Linked DNA regions of Homo sapiens: region 2 is linked to region 1. A link is a loop called in an ENCODE intact Hi-C map of the cell type or tissue named here. Cell type or tissue: heart left ventricle. All regions are shown on one strand. Links, peaks and the distances in the headings refer to the core of each region. The heading gives the core; the rest is flanking DNA.

Region 1 (8,345 bases), core at 276-8,275:
AAATTACAGTTTCCAGTGATAGCTACCCCTGAAATACTGGCTTTTCTCCAGGACCGTGGCAAGTATTTATGGCATGGCTTCTTTTATTTAAAAATTGTGAGATTTTATTTTCCTTAAGTCCTTAAAACACACAGTCCACTACTGTTGTTTAAACTGTCTTTACCACTGGTGTGCTGAACTTCCAAAATATTTAGGCAAGAGCTTACTAAAGTTAAAAGTCAGGTAAATGAGGACTCAATGGGAAAAGGATAGTCTCTTCAATAAATGAAGATACTAGGCTATTCACAATAGCAAAGACATGGAATCAGCGTAAAAGCCCATCAATAGTAGACTGGATAAAAAAAATGTGGTACATATATACCATGGGCTACTACACAGCCATAAAAAAGATGAAATTCTGTTTTTTGCAGCAACGTGAATGGAGCTGGAGGCCGTTATCCTTAGTGAACTAACACAGGAACAGAAAAGTGAATACTGCATGTTCTCACTTATAAGTTGGAGCTAAACATTGAGTACACATGGACACAAAGAATGGAACAACACACACCAAGGGCTACTTTAGGGTGGAAAGAGGTAGGAGGGTGAGGATCAAAAAATTACCTATCAGGTACTATGCTTACTACCTGTATAGGCAAAATAATTTTACAACAAACCCCTGTGACATGCAATTTACCTATGTAACAAACATGCACATGTATTCCTGAACCTAAAATAAAAGTTAAAAAAATTAAAAATTAAAAAATAAATGAGTGGTGCTGGAAAAACTGGATTTTTACATGCAAAAGAATGAAATTGGACTCTTATCTTATACTACATAAAAAAATCAACTCAAAGTTAAAAAAAAAAACCCTAAATATAGGACAAGAAACCACAAATTTCCCAGAAGAGAACATAGGGGAAAATCTCCTTGATATTGACATTGGCAAAGGTTTTGTTTGTTGTTGTTGTTGTTTTGACAATACACCAAAAGCTCAGGCTACAAAAGCAAAAACGAATAAATGCGATGTCATCAAAATTTAAAAAACTTCTGTACAGCAAAGGAAACAATCAACAGGGTGAAGAGACAATCTATGGAATGATAGAATATATTTGGACACCATGCATCTGATAAGGGGTTCATATCCAAAATCGATCAGAAATCAAACTCAATAGTAGAAAACAAATAACCTGATTCAGAAATAGTGCCCTGACAGTGGCGCATGTCACTGAGGAGGCTGAGACAGGAGGATCACTTGAGCCCAGAAGTTCGAGATCAGCCTGGGCAATATAGCAGGATAGAACAGGATTGCTTGAGCCTGGGAGTTTGCAGTGAGCTATGATCGCACCACTGCACTCCACCCTGGGCAACAGAGTGAGACCCTGTCTCAGAAAAACAAACAAACAAAATAAATAAATAAATAAAACAAGAAAAAAAACGCAAATTGAAACCACTATGAGATACCACCCCACACCCTTTAGGATGGCTATTATCAAAAAAACAAGAGGTAACAAATGGAGAGAGTGTTGGGAGGGTTGGAGAAAAGGGAACACTTATGCATTGTTAGTGGGAATGTAGATTGCTGCAGCCACTATGGAAAACAGTATGGAGGTTTCTAAAGAAATTAAAAATAGAACTACCATACCATATGACCTAGTAATCCTATACTAAAAGGAGATTAAATCACCCGCTAGTAGAGATACCTGCACTCTTATGTTCACTACAGCATTATTCACAACAGTCAAGGTATGAAAACAACCTAACTGTCAACGGATGAATGGATAAAGAAACTGTAATATTCCAACACACGCACAACAGAATAATTCAGCCTTAGAAAGAAGGAGATCCTGCCATTTGCCACAACATGGTTGAACCTGGAGGATATTATGTGAAGTGAAATAAGCCAGACAGAGAAAGAAAAATATTGCATGATCTCACTTATATGTGGAATCTAAGAAAACAGAAAGGTCATATATGCAGAGATAGAGAACAAAACAGTGGTAACCAGTGGGAGGAAATTGGGAGATGTAGGTCAAAGGATACAAAATAGCAGATACGTGGGATGGACAAGGGTAGAGATCTAATGTGTAACATGAGGACTATAGGTAATAAAAGTACGTTGTATTAGAGAGTTTTGTTAAATAAGTAGATTTTAGCTGCTCTTGGCACACAAATATTGTAACTATGTGAGATGATAGTTATGTTAATTTGTTTCTCTCTAGTAACCAATTTACTATTTATATGTATCCCATATCCAATTGTAAACCTCCAATATACACAATAAAATTTATTTTAAAAAATAATAAAATGAAAATAAAAATATTTACATGAAACTTTTAAAAACCAGCTAAATGGACAAGTAAAGCACATTAATCACAATAAACAAGAAAAATGAAAACTTCACAGAGCTGGAAGTTGTTCATCAGCATTCTCACTACATAAAACACAGTTAGCCTCCTTCTCCCTTCTTGACCCCTAACCCTTCCCCCTCCCCATCCTACCCTCCTATTAAAAAAAGGGAAATATAATAAAAAGCCTGTGAGCTCCAAAAATAGGTAATCCGAGTCCAAGTCTCAAAGATCACGTATGGCATGCTAACAATCTTATCAACATTTCTCGCACTGTGTTTTAATGCAAGACACTCAGTTTTAGATGTTACTCTTCTTCTAGTTTTACCAATATTTGCATCTTATAAACAAACCACAGTGGATTAGGAGTGGTTTGCTGTGTGTGGCTTTGGTTGACTGTCAGTGAAGGGCACTGGACATAGGGACATGAAAAAGAGACAGTGGGGAGAAGAGCAGACAGCATGATGCTGAAGAGAAGAAAAAGAAACCTACGCAAGCAGAAACAAGCAACAGAAACAATAAGGCAGCCCAGAGTTGTTTATTTATCAAAACAGGATTGAGACAATAGGGTAGAGCAAACAGGGTGTCAAACATGGCCTCTGTAGCCCCAAAGGTTGTCACTACACAGAAAGGATGCTCAGCCATAACGAATCAGTTTAATTCTATTCCACGTTTTTCTTGATGAGAAATACATGCCACATTTAAGAAAGCTACCGATTCAAAATGGTTAACATTTTCTAAAAATACACTGAGGTCTACAAAAATTGAATTGGCTTATTGTATCTTCACTGCTGTTGGAGAAGTGAAGTTTTACCATCAGGCAATTCTCCTCCTGTGCATAATGATACCATACTGAAGTTTTAAATAGAAAGACATTGAAGTTTTTGAACCTTAATGTGAAGTTGTCCCTTTCAATTAAATATGGCACATATGTATTAATAAACAGACATCCCTGTAAAGTGAATTTCTCTGTACATGGAATCCAAATTTCTCACTGGTTTATATGTTAAATTCATATGTAGGAAAAACTTTAAAAATGTTCATAAACTATAATAAAGACAATAATTCAGCTCTTCTGAAAACTGCAGGCAGATAGGGTACAGTAGCAGACAGGACTTCGGAAGTACTGGGTTTAAGCCCAGGGCAGGTTAAAGGTTGTGGCTGTGGCTTTGAACAAGCCACTTTTGCCCTTCTGAATCTATGCAGATGCTTTGTTCATTTCAGAAGCATTTCTAGAGCTCCTACTAAGTGCCAGGCCTCATGCTAGGTCTCAGGCATACAAGGGTAAACAAGACAAGGCCTCTGGCTTCATAGGTTATCCAAGAACCTTGAAATGGTTTTGAACTTTTGGGATGAATAATGCTGGAAATTAGTTCAAGACAAATTCCCTGGAGATTTTAAGTGTGAAATACTAAGGATTACACAATTCACTCCCTGCTTAGCGTCTAAGGAGGAATCGCATTTCACCCTCGCTCCCTGGGAAGTGCGTGGCCGCCCCAGTCCTGGGTCCCGTGCTGCCTCAGCACCATCTGCTGGCTCACGAGGGAAGGGCCTGCAGGGAGGTCCTGCGGGGTCGGCCCAGCCCCACCCAAGGACCGCCTTACAGACCTCCTGGCAGGGACCAATGATGGCTGGTTGGCCAAAATAACTCTTGCTGGTGAAGAAAGCTGGGAGAAACATGACGTCTGAAGGGTTACTCGCCACCGTCTGGCGTAGGTGACTCAGCCAGGCAGGACCTCACACAGAGGAAACATTATGATTGCTCTAAGTACTGTAAGAAGAGAATTATTATTTTGTTGTGAGTGTATGATCCAATAAAGGTAACAATATACAGAATCACATGCCCTGTAGGTGAGACTCCAACCCGTCCTAGACTTACTGGCTGTGTGGAGATGCCTGGGAGAGCGTGGCAGGGCTGCAGCAGCTCACATTCCCCACGTACCTGCCCTGGCAGACAGCCTGGGATTGGCAAATGCACAATCATATTCACCAGGTGAAGAAAGGACCAGGACTTCCCCTATGGTCCGTCTTTTCTGATTTTTTTCTTCTTCTTCTTCTTCTTCTTTTTTTTTTTTTTTTTTTTGAGACGGGGTCTCGCTCTGACACCAGGTTGGAGTGCAGTGGAGTGATCTCAGCTCACTGCAACCTCCGACTCCCGGGTTCAAGCAATTCTCCTGCCTCAGCCTCCCGAGTAGCTGGGATTACAGGCGCCCGCCACCATGCCCAGCTAATTTTTGTATTTTTGGAGGAGACAGGGTTTCATCATGTTGGCCAGGATGGTCTCGATCTCCTGACCACGTGATCTGCCCACGTCCGCCTCCCGCAGTGCTGGGATTACAGGCGTGAACCACCGCGCCCAGCCTCTTTTTTGATTCTTGAAGTCACTCTTAGCACTTTGCTGAGGCTGTTTGTTAGCTTAGTGGTTTTCTATTCTGATTGTATCTGTTTTGACTTTGAAGGGAAAATGATATATTTGTTTGGTCAGAAAGACATAAGCCAAATAGTGGTGTGCAGTTGGGTTGCTCCACGAAGCAGAGCCTGAGATGAAGGCTTACAAATGGACTGTTTATTTGAAGGGACAGGATTGTGGGACAGAGGCATAGAACAGGGAAGGAGGGAAAGTTGCATTAAGAAGGTGTTGTCCAATGGGGTACCGTGGCAGGCAGTCAATGCTCTGTCCAGCCTGGATCTTCTGAAGAGCCATTTGAAATATGTCTCAGAACTGTCTTCTCCAGGGAATTGGAGGCTGGACCCCACGTTATGATCATGCAGGTGCAAATACCAGAATGTGCTCCAAGGTGCCTCCTGCATGGCAGCCGCCATCACACCCAAAGGCAAGAAAGAAGAGGCGTGCACAGGTGTGAGATTGCACCTGCGAGAAGCTGTCAGCGTCCTCAGAGAGGCAGAACTTGAGCATTGTGAAATGGCATGCAACAGGAGCCCAGTTCAAGTATTTACTCAGGAATAAAAAGTTTGGACATGTTACAGATGATTTATAACGACCTCCTAAATTATTGTAGCATTATTGATTGATTGGGTAGGTGGAAAAATGTGGAAGCTTGGCTAAGCCTGGGAATAAATAAAGGTGGGTGACTTTTCAGCCTTTATAGTCTATAAAAGAGTATCTCCCCTCACACTCACTTTTTATTATCAGTGCACTACTAGACTCTGACTTTAGCAATTTTGTTGTAAATAATAGTATATTTAGAAATCTATTCTTGAGACTAAGACTATGCATAAAAGGTTCCTGGGAAACCGAAAGTTATCATTTATTTGGCTAATTACGTCTAACTAGGTAGCTAAAATGCATAATAAGAATCCAAATAGCATTTTCCCACAGAGGGGGATTAATTGAATAATTAATAGCCTTCTCTATTTTGCATGAATAATTAAGAAGTCTAAAGGAACTACAAGCTGAATTCCATTACACCGAACGATTCCCAGGCCAATAGCAATGGCATATTAAAAGCAATATTCAATACAACCAAATTGTAGGACACACAAACCCTGACAGCATTCTCTCAGAGCTTGTTATAACAAGTTTTGACCCTGAGCAATAATCACTGGATTTTTCAACATTGTCATGTGAAAATACATTCTGTAGTCAGTTTGTTTCTCGTCCAGGTGAACAAAGCATACTTGTTCTAGGAGCAAATCAATGGTTTCATTGTTAATGTGGCATTTGGCAGGGAGGGAGAGTTATTGTTGGCTTATTTATCACACACATTTCTGGAGATGATCCACTAGTTTTAAATAGGAACAGGACATTTTAAATGCAAAATACACTGGAATTTCTCGATAATGGACATTTCTCCTTGTACAAGTTTCTCTTCAGAGATTAATATCTAAAACTCCCCGCTACAAGAAAAATTTGTTGCAGTAGTGGGGTTCCTATGTAGCATCTTAGGCGGTCTTAGCAGCGCCTTGGAACTCTTCAACCTCTGCTGTTAGCCCTCTGGAGTTTCCACATAGAGCATCCAAGCCTGCCTCTCCCTCCATGAGCACTTTTTCCTCTATGGACTGTTTACTGCCTGCAAGGCAGCAAGAGTTTCTGAGGGGCTGAATTACAAGGCAAGTGCTTTGGCTGAAATCCAAATGAAAATCATGGTTTCTCCATTGATTACCTGTAATTAAAATTGTTTCTTGATTAGAAGATCAACATTTTCCTCTATTTTAATATGCCTTAAATCAAAATGCAGCCTAGATTTGATGTGAATATTTACTATCATATTGTCTGGTGAGTCTTGGAAGCAATCCTAGCATATAACGAAGGAAACCTCATAAAAAGCAGAGAAACTTTAGCACACAAATCATTGTATTTCAGTGGGGTGCATAGAAGTGAGTTTACAAACAATGAAGTTTGTTTGTTTTTTTGTTTGTTTGTTTGTTTGTTTGTTTATTGAGACGGAGTTTTGCTTTTGTCGCCCCGGCTGGAGTGCAATGGCACAATCTCGACTCACTGCAAACTCCGCCTCCCGGGTTCAAGTGATTCTCCTGCCTCAGCCTCCCAAGTAGCTGGGATGGCAGGTGCCCGCCACTACGCCTAGCTAATTTTTGTATTTTTAGTAGAGACAGGGTTTCACCATGTTGGCCAGGATGGTCTCACCTCCAGTGATCTGCCCTCCTTGGCCTCCCAAAGTGCTGGGATTACAGGCATGAGCCACTGTGCCCAGCCTACAAACAATGAAATTTAAGGCAGTGGCTCTCAACTTTTTCCCCTCACCCACATTCCTCTAGTATGTGACTATGATCACGTATGTGGTGGAAATGTCCCCAGGTTGGGAATTTGCTTTTCCTTCCTCCTTCCCTCCCCGACATTTGTGCAACAGCTACACCATGCCTCACACCAGGCTGGGCTCTGGTTGTTAGAGTGGTAAATGTTACAAAATCTGATCAAATTGCAACTCCCCCCACCCCCAGCCCTCTGTACTGACCTTCCCTGCTTCACATTTTCCATAGCAAATGTCATCATCGGACATATTAGGTGTGTTACTTATTTATTATACATTTCTCCTGTCTCTCAGGTAAGGTCCCTGAGTATGAGAAACTTTGTTTTGTTCACTGATAAATCCTAAGTAAACACTGTTCTAGGCACATGGTAGGCTCGATACAAATAGTTTGAATGAATAACTATTGGAATGAATAAATATTCTAATGGGGAAAGATAGAACAATGAATAAACCAAATAATTACAGGTGTAACAACTGCTGGGTGATAAGAAAGTAGGTAATTAGGGAGGCCACCTTGAGGAGGGTTTAGAGAAATCCCCTGGGAGAAGTGACAAGCCCAGACCCAAGGGTGAGAGTGAAATGGCACAGAAAGAGTCACGAGTTTTGAAGGAGGGAGGGGTGGGGTTTTGTCAGAATTGTCAGGCAGAAGACAGACAGTGAGCCTCATTTCATTCAGGCTGTAGGTGAGAGATGAGGCTGGGAAGAGGTTTAGAGCCAGCTCATGCTCAGCCCTGGAGGTCGTGATAAAGAGTTTGGATTTTATTTTTAAAGCAATAGGAAATTATTGAAGGATTTTTAAGTCACTCTATGAGCTACAGGATCTGAAACTTTTTGATTCTCCCTCCTGGGGACGCATACATTTCCACTTAAGAATCTCTGGTCTAAGTCAGAATCTGGTAGCCATCTCACTAATCTTTCAGTATTATGATTCCTCCTTTTCCTCCTCTGTGGCTTCAAAAAGAGAAATCCTTAGCAACATCTCTCAGGCCTTGGCAACAACCCATAGGCTTATGTATGGCTCTAGGCTCTGTGATTTCACACTGTATGCAAACCCTTGGAACCTTCCTTGTCTATCTGCTACTTGGGGAGGGAGGTTGCTTTCTTGATTAAAAGATCAGTGCCCCTCTCTCTCCTTTTCTTTTTTAAATAACTACTCCTGAGTTAATCTGAAAACCTAGCTTTAATATGCATTGCTGCTTTCTTAGTACTCTGCTTTTTCTAGACTCCCATTCTCCCAGGTGAAGCTGGTCACAACTATTAGGCAATCTCTATGCTAAACGTAGTCCCGCC
Region 2 (8,345 bases), core at 252-8,251, 190 kb before region 1:
ATTCTGTCCTCATGAATTGCTACATACATAACCTTGGACACATTTTTCCTGTATCTGATCAAGTAACCTTTCATCAGATTTCACTTCCAGGTTATCTTTTTGTTTCTTTGTTTTTTGTTTTTGTTTGTTTGAGACAGGGACTTGCTCTGTTGCCTAGGCTTGAGTGCAATGGTGTGATCATAACTCACAGCTTCAACCTCTTGAGCTCAAGGAATCCTCTGGCCTCAGCCTCCTGAGTGGCTGGGACCACAGACACGTGTCACCACACCCGGCTAATTTTGTTTATTTCTTGTAGAGACAAGGTCTCACTAGGTTGCCCAGGCTGATCTCCTGGGCTCAAACGATCCTACCACCTGGATCTCCCAAAGTGCCTGGGTTACAGGCATGAGGTGCCGTGCCCAGCCTACTTCCAGGTTACCTAAATGAGCTTCCTATAAAAAGGAACAATCAGACTGCAGAAGGGTTTTTTTTTTTTTTTACCTTTTTGGTAGCTTGCCTAAGAAACAGAGTGTATAGTTTATCAATATAATTTCCTGTGTTGCCTTTATTAGGTTTTTGATTACTTAAAAACTAAACAAAACAAAAACTAAGCTTTAAAAGAATTAAGGATGTTTTCCATTTAATTCTCTGTATTGCTTTTCACAGCTTTTTGATTATCACTATGGCTACATGAATGACTTTAATTTTACAAGTGAACTGACTGGAATTCTTTTATTTTTTTTTTTTAATTTTTTGAGACAGAGTCTCGCTCTATCACCCAGGTTGGAGAGCAGTGGTGCCATCTCAGCTCATTGCAACCTCAACCTCCCAGGTTCAACCAATTCTCCTGCCTCAGCCTCCCAATTAGCTGGGACTACAGGCATACACCACCATGCCCAGCTAATTTTTGTATTTTTAGTAGAGACAGGGTTTCATCATGTTGGCCAGGCTTGTCTCGAACTCCTGACCTCAGGTGATCCACCCGTCTCGGCCTCCCAAACTACTAGGATTACAGGAGTGAGCCACCATGCCCAGCGAGCTGCAAGTTCTTATTATCTACCTATGGTCTAGACTAGATCCTAAGTTCTAGGTTCATCCCATCCAACTTTCTAATATAAAATTACTAAAACAGGTACTGCTGTATTCTGAAGCCCTATATAAACTTAAACTAAATAAATTTTAAGGAACAAGTCTTGTGCCTGATGTAGAGGCCACACAGAAAGTTCACCAAACTGCCCAAAGCTGTAACTAGAGACATTCAAATTGCAAACCAGGATGAGAAACTGACATTTTTCACGTTGTAGACAGCTTTTCTCAAGATACGGGAACAAGGCTCCCTACCACATGGAATCTCGCCCCTTTTTCTACCTTTCTGACTTGACAAAATAATGCTGCAATTAAAATTTCCCAATTAGTAAATGCTATAGGTAACTTGACAAACTCCAGCCTAAGAAATCCTTTCAGTTCATCTAGTTGGCAACCTTGACAATATCCCTGACATGACTGTGTATTCAAATTGTACTGCTGATCCCTTTAGTAGAGTTGTCATTGTTCGCTTTAATTCAACCCAGTCAACCACAAAAGACCCCAAACAGCCAAAGCAATCCTGAGCAAAAAGAGCAAAGCTGGAGGCATCTCACTACCTGACTTCAAAATTTACTATAAAACTATAGTAACCAAATCAGCATGGTACTGGCATAGAAACAGACACACAGACTGATGGAACACAACAGAGAACCCAGGTATAAATCCATGCACTTATAGCCAACTTATCTTCAACAAAATGCACCAAGAACATACAATGGGGAAAGGACATTCGCTTCAATAAATGGTGCTGGGGAAACTGGATATCCATATGCAGAGGAATGAAACTGGACCCGTATCTCTCACCATACACAGAAATCAAATCAAAATGGATTAAAGACAAAAATCTAAGACCTGAAACTATGAAGCTACTAGAAGAAAACATTGAAGAAATGCTCCAGAACATTAGTCTGGGCAAAGATTTTCTTTGTAAGACCTCAAAAGCACAGACAACCAAATCAAAAATAGACAAATGGGATTATACCAAGCTAAAAACTTTCTGTACAGCGAAAGGAACCATCAACAAAGTGAAGAGACAACCCACAGAATGGGGGAAAACATTTTCAAACTATCCATCTGACAAATATGTAAGGAGCTCAAGCAATTCAACACCAACACCACTAACATAGCTAGAAGAGAATAATTCAAATATTTCTAAGCATGAAGACATATTTAAAGCGATGGATATCTCCAGTAGACTAATTTTGATCTTTACAAATTATATCAATCTATTAAATTATCACATGTGCTACAAACTACGTACATGTAGCATGCATCAATTAAAAATAAAAAAATAAATTCAACACAGTCATAAAACGCTACTCAATGGCTACGACAGGTTTCACCAAGTTTCTCCCATGGTCTTCAGGTTTCTTTAGTTGATTACCTTCAAAATTAGGTTTGAGGTTTTGAATTATTATTCAAACTAGATTTATTACATTGTTGCTAATTATTTTTTGCATTATGATTTCTACACATTGTTCTCATTTCCTGTCTAATATTTGTAAAGTCGACTCTCCTAATAGAATAATGTTGGCTCAACACCTGGAGATGACTGCCGATGCCTATGAAACTGACAAGCAGGAATTTGATGCTGGATTCCAAACAAATCTGAGAAAAATTTTCCTTCTGGCCTCTTTGTTACTCAGATATGGCCCAGATCCCTGATATAGACCCCCATACCTTCCCCCTATTGTAGGACAGAGACAACTAGGATAGGTCCTACTATCAAGGGACAATTAACCTAACTTCAAAATAGTTTGTCACCAATACTTTCAGAAACAGGTTTTGATCAAAAGGGGGAAATGTGAAAGTTAATCACATAAACTGGGTCATTCTTGTCATAACCAACTAAGACAGAGTCAAGAAGCCAGGAGGACAAAGTACTCAGGGAACACAACATTGCTCCAAGCATATTAATCTCTGAAAGCCTGGCTGCTGAAGCCACGTGCCATAACCTGCAACCAGTTTTATTTAATGGCTACTGAAACCACCTCCTCCAACTCTAAGACTAGTTCTACCCTCTGCCATCACTCACCAATCAGGGCTTGCCAGTTCCCCAAAACTTTACTAGTGCCAAAAAACTTTCTTTTAAAGCAATACCTAACTTTCCTCCTTCTTATGAAACCTCCAACCTTCTCTTTGTTCTTCACACATAACAAAGACCACCCAGTCTGTGTGCATACCCCAACTATAGTGTATACCCCAACTATAATTCTTTCTTCCCAAATAAAACATTTTAAATATAGAAATTCATCTCTGTAGTTTACTCAACTTCAACATATAGACATCTGTGTTCATAAATATACAAACAGACTTTCCTTAGCTCTGTCCACTGAGAGGGCCTGGGAGCAATGACATCCTAATAGCAATGAACACACCTAGCCCTGGCCACATAAAAAGAGCCACAGCTCTTTAGAGAAATGACTGATTCAACGTCTGGGGCAAGGAGAGTTCAAGATAAGCCTAAAACATCTTGTGTCAGAAAACGTCGAAGTGCTCGAAGAATAATAGAAACAATCAAAAGGACACCAAAACCAGCTTGAAGGGGACTCACTGGCCAAACTGGGGACAACCTTAGCACCAAAATAATGAAAAAAAAGGATTAAAATCCACTGAATAAAATAAGAAGCCATGAGTCCATTAAGAAATAAATAAAAAGAAATTTGTAAAAAAAAAATGATATTTCTAGTTTTGAATTACCACCCTATAAAACACTTACTAATTCCAAAGGAAAAATTGTGACTTTATAGTGGAAAAACCTGGAAGACACTACCTTAATCAAGAAATCAAAGTTATCCTCATAAATGGGACATCCCAAAATCATGTGACATCTACTGTGATGCAGTGGCGACGGAAGCATCCCTTCTGTGATATTTCCCCCAAGATACATAACCTGAATTTAATCATGAGGCAGTATCAGACAAATCCAAACTGACAGACATTTTACAAAATAATTGGCCTGTAATCTTCAAGAGTGTCCAGGTCATAAAAGTTCAGGAAAGGCTGAGGAACTGTTCCAGATTGAGGGGACGGGAGATACACAACAATTTAATGTGACATATGATTCTGAGCTAATCCGTTTCCTATAAAGGATGTTACTGGAGTAACTGGTGAAACTTGAAATGAGGCTTGAAGCTTGGATGGGAGTAATGTATCAATGCTAATTTCCTGCTTGGAAGGATTGGTCGTACTGTGGTTGGGCAGGGCATGTTCTTATATGTAGGAAATACATAATAATGTATCGGGGGTGATGAGGTATCGGATTGACAACTTACTCTCTAATTCAGGAGAAAAAAAAATCTTTGTCCTGTATTTGCAGCCTTTTTTATAAGTTTGATATAAAAAGTTTCCAATCTTTACAAAATATCAATTAAAAAAGGAGAAGAAGATCACTCTGTGGCGCTAAGAGAGAGCACACAGGGAGATGATGCAGTCATTTAAAATAGGCATGTCAGCAAATAAGCTCATGGTCCAAATATTCACATGAAAAGTTTAGGTCTGAGCGAGCATTAAAATGCACCAAAGTGGCAGCTTCAATTTCAGCAGCAGAAGGTAATTATGCTGAGCAAAAATCAAATATGCTTTAAAAAATCAAGCATGTTAATGAAAAGAATCCTTTATTCAAACTCAAAATGAAACAGAAACCTCTGGCTTTAGGAAGAGAATGAGCAAAACCCACAGGAAGGAAGATGGGGATGTTTACTCAGCAGGAGACGGTGTCTGGCCACCACCAGGCCCTCCCTACGTAAGTGCACTGCCTACAGGGCTTGAAGGCTTCCCAAATGTCTCCACTAGAACTAAGTGCTGCTCTGTGACATTGTCTTTTGCTCAATCAATCAAAACAAAACAAAACAAAACAAAACAGGGTACTCAGTCCCTTTTCCAGAGTTCAGCACTCTTACTATCCACCAGGGACCTCTAATCACAGATGTAGGAGAGACTTAGTATTGTCTTCAGAGGGGGTTCCTCTGTAGGATGGCATGAAGGCGTTAATAATCTGAAGGTGTCACAGGAAGTTCTTTAATAAGGCAAAGATTTTAATACGGTGTTTGCTTTCATATATTAATGAATTCCTCCGGCACATAAAAACTGTTTTCATAAAACAGCCTTTAAGAGGCCAGGCACGGTGGTTCACGCTTGTAATCCCAGCATTTTGGGAAGCCATTGTGGACAGTTCACGAGGTCAAGAGTTTGAGACCAGGCTGGACAACACAGTGAAACCCCATTTCTACTAAAAATACAAAAATTATCTGGGCATGGTGGCGGGCACCTGTAATCCTAGCTACTTGGGAGGCTAGGGCAGGAGAATCGTTTGAACCTGGGAGGCGGAAGTTGCAATGAGCCGGGATAGTGCCACTGCACTCCAGCCTGGGCAACAAGAGTGAAACTCTGTCTCAAAAACAAAACAACAGCAACAACAACAACAACAACAACTCTCTCTCTCTCTCTCTCTCTCTCTCTCTCTCTCTCTATATATATATATATATATATATATACAGCCTTTATGAATACAAGCACTTGGCCTATCTTTGTGCTTTATACAATTTAATTCATTGATGCTATTACTGATTGACTCCAGGAAGAAAACAAACATGTTCCTTCCCTTTATAAGCATCTTTATTCCCAGCACGAATTCACCCAAAAGAGACAGAATCCTACGGAGGGGGGCCCTTGAATCAGAAAAGTAGAAAGCTTAGCTCTTATAAACCAGTATCAAGAGCAAAGAAATTATTTGAACATACTGAAAACTACTTGTTAGAAAGTAGTGTTTTCATTAAAATGCACGTGGAGGCTTCAATTATTGAAGTGCCCCTGCAAAAAGTTCTTTACTTAGAAAGAAGTCCCCTGTTAATCCTCCACTGAGTGTCATGGCTCAGTGGAAATATAATTCTTTAGGTTCAAAGTAGCTGATATGGTTTGAATCTGTGTCCCCACTAAATCTCATGTACAACTGTAATCTCCAGTGCTGGAGGTGGGCCTGGTGGGAGGTGACTAGATCATGGGGGCAGAGTTCTCATGAACGGTTCAGCCTAAATATTTAACTGTTTACTTAATGATAGTAAATGGCATCTGTATTAATAGGACTTGAATAAAGTAAAACTGATTTGGTTTTCCCCTTTTTATTGTTAATACCCATTCTCAGGTAAGGAATTACCTCAGTGGGAATGAACAGGTCCCTCACAAAGTTTAGAAAATACCAACATTAGATCCACTGACATATAATTACTTTGCAAGAAAGTGCTTCTCTCATTACACCCGGGAAGTAAACTAGCTCCTCCAACAAAAGACTCCAGGATACTATTCAAGGAGTCACCTTTGAAGCTTCTAGAATCATTTAATAAGCCATATCCCCCGGCACCAAAACTACTCCCTGATAATAAGTTAACCACTTTTAGAATCTGTGCTTCTTCAGGCCTTTTAGCTAATTAATACTCTAGAGCTTTAGTAAATTATGACTTCAGTATAGTAAAGGATAGATTTTATTGGTCTGATTGGACTGATTCTATGCCTTCTTAAAAGACATCTAACTTAGGTAGGAGATTTGGCATATTACGTAACTGATTATTTTTTAAAAAACCAAATTGCCCTAGGATATGCTGAGAAGAAATAAAATAGAGAGAAAAATACAAAATAAGAAAAGTTAAGAAGATAATGAGGTTTTGAAGGAGTCAGCCAGAAGAAAGCCCCTCCAGGCAGAGAAAGCACTTCTTCAGACAGTAAGTTCTAGACTGCATGTTCTATACAGCTGCAGCAAAGCAGACAGGGGTCCTGGTGGCAGGTGACAAACAAGTGCCAGGTGGTGAGGGGTCTCCAGTAACATTCTAGGGAAGGGGGGTTATGAGGCACTCCAGTAACAGAATTTCAGATAAATCTTAGTTGGGGAAAAGAGGGTATAGAAAGACTGAAAAGTGACCAGGAACTAATCAAAGGTGGGGAGACATTATTTGAGAGATGTCAAGAAGGATGAGTTGAGAAAAGGCACTGGGTTGGAGTCACAGGTAAATGGGAGGGAGGAGTAAGGATGTCTCCAGGACTCTAGTTTGACTGCAGGTTGATGATGGTGCTACAGGACGAGGGATTATAAGAGAAGCAGACTGAACACTGGGGAACAAAAGTGAGTTCGGTTTTAATGTCTAAGTCAATCTTCAAGTGGAAGAAAAATAAGAGCATGAAAGCTTCCATTGATTTGGGAGGTCCTTGGTTCCATCAATTAACACAATATTAGTGATTATCCATGAGGCGCTGGTGAGCTACACAAGAATAGTTTCAGTGCAATGATGATTATAGACACAGATGGTGGGGACATGGTGAGTTGATGGCAGATGAGGAAATACTGTTGCTCTTAAGAAACTTAGATGCTACTGGCGACTTCTGGACATGAGAGAACAAAACAAGAATAAACGGTAGAAGAAACCTACATGCAATGCTAAATACCAAGTGATATTCTGGGCTGTCTTGGGACAGAAAAAGGACACTAGTAGAAAAACTGGTGATATCTGAATGAAGTCTATAGTTTAGTGAATAGTGATGTCAATGTTACTTAGTTCTGACAAATGTTCCATGGTCACCTAAGATATTAATGTTAGGAGAAACTGGGTGAAGGGTATGCAGGACTATTTCTACACTATATTTGCCACTTTTCTGTAATCCTAAAATTTTTCCAAAAATAAAAGTTTACTCAGAAATATCTAAGAACAGATATTCCAACAACACTCCCTATTTTACAAATTAAAGTTTTTAGTTCAGGAGTTTCTGAATTTATTTTTAAATAATGTTTGTCTGATTACAACATGATTAAATACTACTTGCAATATAATAATTGGAAAATATAGACAATATACTTTTTATCTAACAACTTAGAGATGATAATTGTTAACATCTTTTCTTACTCTACAGGTAAGTGAATTCATTTTAGCCATCATTCAGACCAGTCCCCTGGGGGTCTCTTCCCCTTAATATTTTATCATAAGCTTTTCCTCTTGTGTAATTTAAATTTCTTCAAAGCATTTAAGTGACTACATACTTGTCTACACACAATGTTGTACCTATTTCCTAAGTTGTTGGACATTTGGATTATTAATATTTCCAACTGTTCATTATTTACAAATAGTACCACAATGACTATCATATGCATAAATGGAATGCACATGCTGATATCATTAGGAGAAATGTCAAAAAGTGGACTTGAAGGAAATGTTTACTCAGCACTTTTGATAAATACTGTCGGTATGTCCTCCAAACAACAGAACCTAATTCTACTCCTAGTAGCAGTATGCCAA

Evidence for each region. A loop is a pair of places that touch in the nucleus more often than their neighbours do. Peaks named below come from ENCODE experiments on the same cell type or tissue, not always from the same donor. Only the 100,000 strongest peaks of a DNase experiment are listed, where the experiment ranks them.
Region 2: it touches region 1 in a loop (2.4-fold over the local background); 2 of 110 quality-filtered maps call a loop at or near these places.

The regions. Positions count from the first base shown.
Region 1 is chr18:6,478,894-6,487,238 of GRCh38, forward strand. No RefSeq gene overlaps it. Among named protein-coding and RNA genes, the nearest start is that of LINC01387, 28 kb to the right of the region's middle. RefSeq lists an enhancer at 3,754-3,813. In heart left ventricle, for the core only: CTCF peaks have their summits at 3,868 (motif pointing left) and 4,069; a DNase peak (open chromatin) is centred at 3,848.
Region 2 is chr18:6,289,812-6,298,156 of GRCh38, forward strand. All of the region lies in intron 4 of L3MBTL4 (L3MBTL histone methyl-lysine binding protein 4), which reads right to left. Among named protein-coding and RNA genes, the nearest start is that of L3MBTL4-AS1, 37 kb to the left of the region's middle. In heart left ventricle, for the core only: no CTCF peak of the experiment used is centred there; no DNase peak of the experiment used is centred there; H3K4me3 peaks cover 249 bases; H3K27ac peaks cover 271 bases.